Linked DNA regions of Homo sapiens: region 1 is linked to region 2. Evidence: read pairs that join two places in POLR2A ChIA-PET (ENCODE). Cell type or tissue: B cell. All regions are shown on one strand.

Region 1 (4,000 bases), 220 kb before region 2:
GGACAATAGTGCCTCTCACAGTGGGACATAGGCATCTTTACACCTGCACCATCATGAGGCCAGTGCCAAGGACACACAGCCAGATGTGGCAGAACTGACCCAAGCCCAGCGTCACATCTGGATGATACCTAGTGTTGGTGGAACACGGGTATAGCTTGGTCCTGCCATTTGGAGAGCATTTGACAACATGTAAATCAAGGCCTATGCTTTTGGATGCGGCACCACGCGACCAGGGTGGCATGGCCCCATGATAGGGAGCTGCTCAAATAGAGGAGGGTCCCGTCACTCAGTGGAACATTCTGCCACCCTTGGAGATGACGTTGGGGAAGAGTGTTTTGTGCTCCGAAGGGCTGTGCATGCCATACTGTTTGTTTTTTTGAGATGGAGTTTTACTCTTGTCACCCAGGCTGGAGTGCAGTGGTGCCATCTCAGCTCACTGCAACCTCCACCACCTGGGTTCAAGAGATTCTCCTGCCTCAGCCTCCCGAGTAGCTGGGACTATAGGTGCGTGCCACCATGCCTGGCTAATTTTGTATTTTTGTAGAGACAGGGTTTCACCATGTTGGTCAGGCTGGTCTCAAACTCCTGACTTCAGGTGATCCACCCACCTCCCCTCCCAAAGTGCTGGCCTTACAGGGGGATTACAGGTGTGAGCCACTGTGTCCAGCCATGCTATACTGTTAAGTGAAAGTAAGAATGACCAGTGTATACAGTTTAATCCCAATTTTGTAAAGTATGGAAGAATATATTTGTGGCCAGAGAGAGTATAATGAGTGAATATTTCTAGACTTTCACTCTGGACCCAGCCTATTCTATTCTATTCTATTCTATTCTATTCATTTTATTTTATTTTAAGACAAGAGTTTCACTCTGTCGCTCAGGTTGGAGTGCAGTAACGCGATCTTGGCTTACTGCAACCTCTGCCTCACGGGTCCAAGTGATTCTCCTGCTTCAGCTTCCTCAAGTAGCTGGGACTACAGGAGTGTGCCACCATGCCCGGCTAATTTTTGTATTTTTAGTAGAGATGGAGTTTCACTCTGTTGGCCAGACTGGTTTTGAATTTCTGACCTCAGGTGATCCACCTGTCTCAGCCTCCCAAAGTGCTGGGATTACACATTTGAGCCACCATGCGCAGCCAAGGACCCAGCCTCTTCTAAGCGCCTTTCACGTATAACTCATTAAATGCTCACAACAGCTTCTGGAGGAGGAGCGGTTACATCTTCATTATGTAAAGGTATAAAAGGCTGGGAAGTGAGGACAAAGAAGTCCCCTCAGGGGCACACAGCTGGGAAGTGTTAGAGCTGGGATTGGGAAACAGTTCAAGAACGTCCCACCGCAGAATACCAAAGGCGAGTCCCTTGGATTATGAAAAGCTTTGATTTTCTTCCTTGTACCATTATATTTTTAAGATTGTCTTTAACGCACAGATGTTACTTCAGCACCACAAGGACTGTTGATGGAATAAACAGGCCGACTTAACCTCTCTGAGGTTTGATACTGTCTCTAAAACAGAGTTCATGAATGGACACGACCCCCAAGGTTGTGGTGAAGATTAAATGAGTGTCTTAAACACATGCAGGCAGGGGGCATAGGTGGCCCTCCATAAAGTGCTTCCTTCCTCACTTCCTCCTCCTCTGTGGACCCCGGAGTCCTCTCCCCTCTGCAACTCCGCATTGAGTCTCACTGTCCTCCTCTGGGTAGCGAGGAGCCTGGGAAAGGTGGGAGCGGTCCCCTGCAAGGAGGCAGAGCCCATGGGCACCTTTCACGCCTCCTTTATCAGTGATAGGTGGGTTGGATTCCCCATTGGTTTTGGAGAGCTAACATCTGAGGGCTCCCACATCCCCAGCCAAGTTGGACAGGTTGCTCCCGTTTTCAGCCAAGGCCAAGACTTGGTATCTTTGGGCCAATCCCGTTTGGGTTTCCGTATTTTATTTGCTGGTTCACAAGAACTTTTGCGGCTCAACATTTCCCTGAGCTGTGCCAGGGTGGCTGGCCAGGCTTCCCCTCCCTGAGGGAGACAGTGTTCAAGGCACGTCTTTGAAAGCCACGTCATTCTGCTTTTGGGCTTCATGATCTTTGCCATCCTTACATGTCACTTGTTCTGAAACTTGGCCATCTCACTTGTCGTTGAGCTGAAACTTGGCATGGTGATGATTGATTGGGAAGTGGTTTCTCTCTGCTTGGCAGGACTCAGCTGTGTACATCCTGGCCCAGTCGAAGGCTTTGGCTCCTGCAAGGTAAAGAGGTGCCATCTTTCAAAACTGGAGAACAGCCAGAGATTCAGAAATAGAAATATGTTATGGAGAAAGTCGACTTCTTATCACTTTCCTTTCCTCTCTTATGTGGAGGACCTCATTTCTCTCTGTTTGCAGGGAGGCACAAACACCAGTTTTATTCATTCATTCCTTAGTCATTTAAGAATACATACTGAAAAAAAAAAAAAAAAGGATACATACTGAGTGTCTGCCATGACCAGAGTAATAGATACATTGGTGAACAAAATAAACATGTTTTTAGGCTTTCAAAAACAAAAAATACACAGTTCCAAGAGAGAACAGTAACAACCAATAGTCAACTGGCTAACCCATAGTGGTTTATTGATTTTCCCGTGCGTCACTGAAATTGTTTATGTCTTCATCAGGAAACGAAGGCCTGGTGTCCTGGCTTCCGCAAGCACACTTAGCTAGTAAGTAGTAGAGTTGGGACTTGAGCTTAGGTCCTGCGCTGTTTCCACAAATTGCTCGATAGAAATTTGCTCATTTCTAAGTTTGCCAAGATGGGGACATCGGAGGGAGCGGGGTCGATTCCTGTAACAATAACTTTATTGGCTACAGGATTGAAGGAAGGAGAGAGGCTGATGTTCATAGAACCCAGCAAGGGTGGGCTCAAGTGCCTTTTGGAAAGAAGGGAAGATGATAATTGTCTACTCCCTGGACATACATGTCATTCCTTTATCCCTCTCATACCCACCTAGTCTCATGCACACCCATTCATGCCCCTGCCAACTCACTCTCCCATGCATCTGTCCATCCTTCCATTCATCTGCCCATCCACCCACCCTCCCATTCTTCTGCCCACCCATCCATTCACCCAACCTCTCATCCATTCACCATCCCACTTAACTCATTTTCCCATCCATTCCTCCAGCCCCTACCTCCCATCCGTTCACTCCTCCATGTGCTTGTCTGCCCACCTATCTTCCCGTTCACTCCCACTCCCACTGTCCCATCTACCCACTGGCTCTTCTGTGCCAGGCTCTGTAGGGTAGACTGAGAGGAGTCAGGTGGGCTGAGCCTTTCAGAGATCACAGCCAGGTCAGAGAATCTGTGATGCAGATGCCCAGGGGACAGGGCAGTCTGCGATGAAAACCTTAACAAGGTGCAAAGAGATTCTAGTCGGGGAGGTGGGCTGGGGTTCTGGGGAAGATGTCATGAGCTAGGCTGGGGTTGAGTTCGATTTTGCTGGCTGATTAAACGCAGGTAGGGAGGAGGTGTTCTCTGTGGAGGAGGGAGCATGAAGAGGGCTGGGAAGTAGGCAGCAGGCACGGGGCTGAGTGAGAGGGAATGGCGGGACCCTGGGGAAGTGGGCAGGGGCAGGTCATGAGGGTGTGAGTGCTGGGCCAGGGAGCTCCTGCGTTAGCTTGTCAGCAGCTAGGAGCCCTTGAGGGTTCACCCTGAGTGTTTCTGGTTGAAGGCCACGGAGGGAAAGAGGGGAAGGAGGGCTGGCACACTGAGCAGCTGGGCGGGAGACCCCTGGCATGACAACTTTGGTGGGCTGCTGAGGGCACAGAGCACTGGGCGGAGAGCCAGAGCTGAGCTCCAGGCCTGCCAGTGCCTCCTAGCTATGTGACCTGGGACAAGTCAGTTTCTCTGCCTGGGCCTCCCTTTTCTCTTCCATAAAAGGCGATGGTGGTACCTCTGTGTACTTCATGGGCCTGTGCTGGAGAAAGGCGGGCTGCTCGTTGCCCTGCAGCAAGAGACCATAAGAGGGTTTGACAGGC
Region 2 (4,000 bases):
CTAGTTTTCCTTTTGAGGGGCCTTTAGACTACAATTTTTTTTTTGTCTTTTGTGGCGGGGGTTGTATTATAGGAACTTCAGTGATTTCATTGCATATGTATCTTTAGGCTTGTACGATTTTGTATGTGTAATTGCTTGGTCAAGGAATATCAGTATTTTATTATGACTTAATTAAATTATATACAGAAAAGTTTAGTAATCTCTCCCTTCTAATCCCTTCCTTCCCCCTAAGAAACGAATGTTAACATTTTGTTCTTTATCATTGTATATTTGTTTTCTTTGTTCATAGGAGGGTATGCAATCTGACAACTATCAGAATTCCCTCATTTAAATTAAAAAAAAATTATTTATTTATGTATTTTTTTGAGACCGAGTCTAACTCTGTTACCCAGGCTAGAGTGTAGTGGCATGATCTGGGCTCATTGCAGCCTCTGCCTCCCAGGTTCAAGTGATCCTCCTGCCTCAGCCTCCTGAATAGGTGGGACGACAGGTGTGCGCCACCACGCCTGGCTAATTTTTTGTATTTTAAGTGGAGACGAGATTTTGCCACGTTGGCCAGGCTGTTCTCGAACTCCTGACCTCAGGTGGTCTGCCCGCCTCAGCCTCCCAAAGTGCTGGGATTACAGGCATGAGCCACCGCACCCAGCCATTTTTTTTTGAATAGAGGAAATGGGCTCACCCTAGAAAAATCACAATACGGGGTCACTTATTTGCTTTATTTATTTAACATTATGTTATAGACATGTCCCCAGATTAGTAAAGTCTAACTCTTTCATGAATGGTACTTTTATCATCCCTAGATTTTAGGGGTGGAGGCGAGAGTACAGGTGTTTTTTTTTTTCTTTCCATTTTTGAAGTATAAAGTGTATATAGAAAAGTTCAAAAATCTTAAGTGTGTACAGCTCAGTGATTTATCTTAAAGTGAACAGTGCTTTATTTTGATAGGTATGGCTAAATTGCTTTCATGGAAGATAGACCCATTTATATTCCAAGCATTGCCATAACCCCTGAATATCATTTAAAAATGTTTAAGGTGTACTTTAAAAGTATTACTAAAAATAACATACTTGTTCAAAGTTAAACCAATAAATAAAAACTGGCAAATAGTAACATGATGAATTAAGATTTTCTATCATCATTTAAAATCATTGTATAATATTCCATTTAATAAATATATTAATGATTTTAAGAAAACTTCCCTTCCATATTAAGACTGCTACCAGTTTTGAGACATTTTAAGCCATGTGGAGTTAAGCATCATTGTAATTAAGTCTTTGTATACTTCTGTGATTATTTTCTTAGGTAAGACAGTGTGCACATTTAGGTTGCTAACTTGTACTTTTGAGAAGCTGGGTAAAATTATACTCTTAAAAGCAGCCCATCAGAGATCCCTTTTCATACTCTAGATGACATTGAATATTTTAATTTTGTACTTTGTTGAGATTTTGATGGATGAAAATGCAGAAATGGTATCTTGTTATAATGTACATTTAATTGCTAATGGGTTGGAATATATGTATACATAAAAATATTCATTGGCCATTTCTGTGGTTGTTATATGAGTTACCTCTTCATGTTCTTTTTTCCATTTTTCTAATGATGGCCTTATTTAAAAAATCTGATTTATAGGAACTCTTTATATATTAAATATATTAACTGTTATTTATTGCAAATACTTCTCCCAGTTTGACATTTGCCTTTCAGTTTTTTAATAATGGTTTTGGCCATGATGAAAGTTTTGAAAAAATGTTTACTTTTTGTGTGGCTATACTTGTTCCTTTCTTATAATATTCTTCTAGTGGTTTATAGCATTGTGCTTTGCAATCTTTCATTTTCTCTGTAATTTATTTTCCTATATGCTGTGAATTAGGGATGCACATTCTTTCTGAATGACCTATCAGTTGTCTGCATACTATTTACTGATCTAGTGTTTTTTCATTGATTTGATATCATATGCGCATGTTTCACTTCCTTGTGTCCAATGATGTGAAGTCACCGAAGCCTTCTTCAAGCTTTTATTCTTCTTCACCTTCCTATTATTATCATCAGCCATCAACCTTTGTAAGCTCATCATCCACAACTGTATCATGCTGTCTTTTATATGTTGTACTAGTTTGAAAGTGTCTTACTGATGATATGGACTTTGAAAGTTTAGTGTCAAACGTTATTCCTATGCATTGAAATTTCCATGTCATATTTTCTGAAAACAGTGAGGATGACTTGGTGATCTGAGAATTTGAAGCAGCAGGAAAAACAGCAAATAAATTAATATTTTAGAGAAAGTTTTAATGATAACACAATGCCTGCATATAGTACTAGCACTAAGAAATCACATTCCCTTTGGAAGAGAGCCTGTGCTATGGGAGAATGAAAACTATACCTTGCCTTACTAGCAGTTGTAATTTATGGTTTCCAAAACAATGTGTATGATAGATTAAGGTTTCACAGTATAATTTGAGGATAGGGACGTGGGTAAATGGAATTCAGAACACATTAAAAAACGTCTTTTTAATTCTTGAACAAAAATGTCATGTACCTGATACTATAGACATTTATTATGTTGCTTGTAAGAGTGCTTGGTTTATTTATTTCTGTTGGTTTATATTTACTGTTCATTCTGTTTATGAAAATAACTTTTTTTGTTTGATTTTTGTTGTTGTTGTTGTTTTTTAATTAAATAGAAATGGGATCTTCCTATGTTGCCCAGACTGGTCTCGAACTCCTGGGCTCAAGTGATCTTCCTGCCTCTACCTCCCAAAGTGCTGAGATTATAGGCATGAGCCACCATGCCTGGCTAGTAACACTTTTTTTTTAATGGCAGAGATTTTAGAGAGTGGACAAGCATGAAGAAGAAATTAACCAGTCAATCATAATCTCACTTCACTTTAATATCTGTTCTTTGTTTTCTGTCATTTTGTTTCTATATAGATATGCTTATCTATCTATACTTTTTGTTTTTATATAGGTTTATACTCCATACACTGAAGTATAACCCAGTTTTTTTTTTTTTTTTTTTTGAGTTGGAGTCTCACTCTGTCGCCCAGGCTGGTGTGCAGTGGCATGATCTTGGCTCACTGCAACCTCTGCCTCCCGGATTCAAGCGATTCTCCTGCCTCAGCCTCCCTAGTAGCTGGGATTACAGGCACGTGCCACCATGCCCAGCTAATTTTTTGTATTTTTAGTAGAGATGGGGTTTCACTCTGTTGGCCAGGCTGGTCTTGAACTCCTGACCCCGTGATCCGCCCACCTTGGCCTCCCAAAGTGCTGGGATTATAGGTGTGAGCCACCATGCCTGGCCTACATTTTTATTTTTAAAAATAAAGTTTCTATTTTTTTAGGCGGGGTCTCATTCTGTTGCCCAAGCTAGAGTGCAGTGGTGTGAACATGGCTCACTATAGCGTCGACCTCCCAGGCCCAAGTAGTCCTTTCACCTCAGCCTCCCAAGTAGCTGGGACCACAGACACACACCAGCCACTCCTGGCTAATTTTTAAATTTTTTGTAGAGATGGCGTCTCCCTATGTTCCCCAGGCTGGTACATTTTTAATAACTGCAATTTCATTGTCTGGGTATACAATAATTTAATCAGTCTCTTATTAATGGACATTAAGGTCATTAAACTTTAGTGTACATTCATGCTTCATACCTTAGATTATCTTATTCACTGAAAAAATTCTGAGTCAAAGGAAGTGGACCTTGTTTTTTTTTTTTTAATAATTGAGATGGGGCCTCCCTATGTTGTCCGGACTGGGGTCTTGAACTCCTGAGCTCAAGTGGTCTGCCCGCTTTGGCCTTGCAAAATCCTGAGATTACAGGCGTGGGCCACCACACCCAGCCCTGGACTTTAAGCCTTTTAATCTACTAGCAAAAACATTATTCTAGTTTTTAATATCATCAGCAATGTATGATTATAATAGAAATAAATGCCCAATGTAGAAAACTGGGAAATATAGGAAAACACAAAGAGTAAATTAAAAATCAGTCTTCACTCTTTTGTTTTTT

The links. ChIA-PET counts read pairs that join two places held together with the same protein. Peaks named below come from ENCODE experiments on the same cell type or tissue, not always from the same donor. Only the 100,000 strongest peaks of a DNase experiment are listed, where the experiment ranks them.
Region 1: POLR2A ChIA-PET joins it to region 2 with 5 read pairs; 3 of 35 experiments call an interaction of 5 or more read pairs at or near these places.

Annotation. Positions count from the first base shown.
Region 1 is chr5:172,168,569-172,172,568 of GRCh38, reverse strand. The region is part of intron 1 of STK10 (serine/threonine kinase 10); the gene reads left to right. Among named protein-coding and RNA genes, the nearest start is that of STK10, 18 kb to the left of the region's middle. In B cell, no CTCF peak of the experiment used is centred here; no DNase peak of the experiment used is centred here; H3K27ac peaks cover 3,527 bases.
Region 2 is chr5:171,947,252-171,951,251 of GRCh38, reverse strand. All of the region lies in intron 2 of FBXW11 (F-box and WD repeat domain containing 11), which reads left to right. Among named protein-coding and RNA genes, the nearest start is that of FBXW11, 57 kb to the left of the region's middle. In B cell, no CTCF peak of the experiment used is centred here; no DNase peak of the experiment used is centred here; H3K27ac peaks cover 321 bases.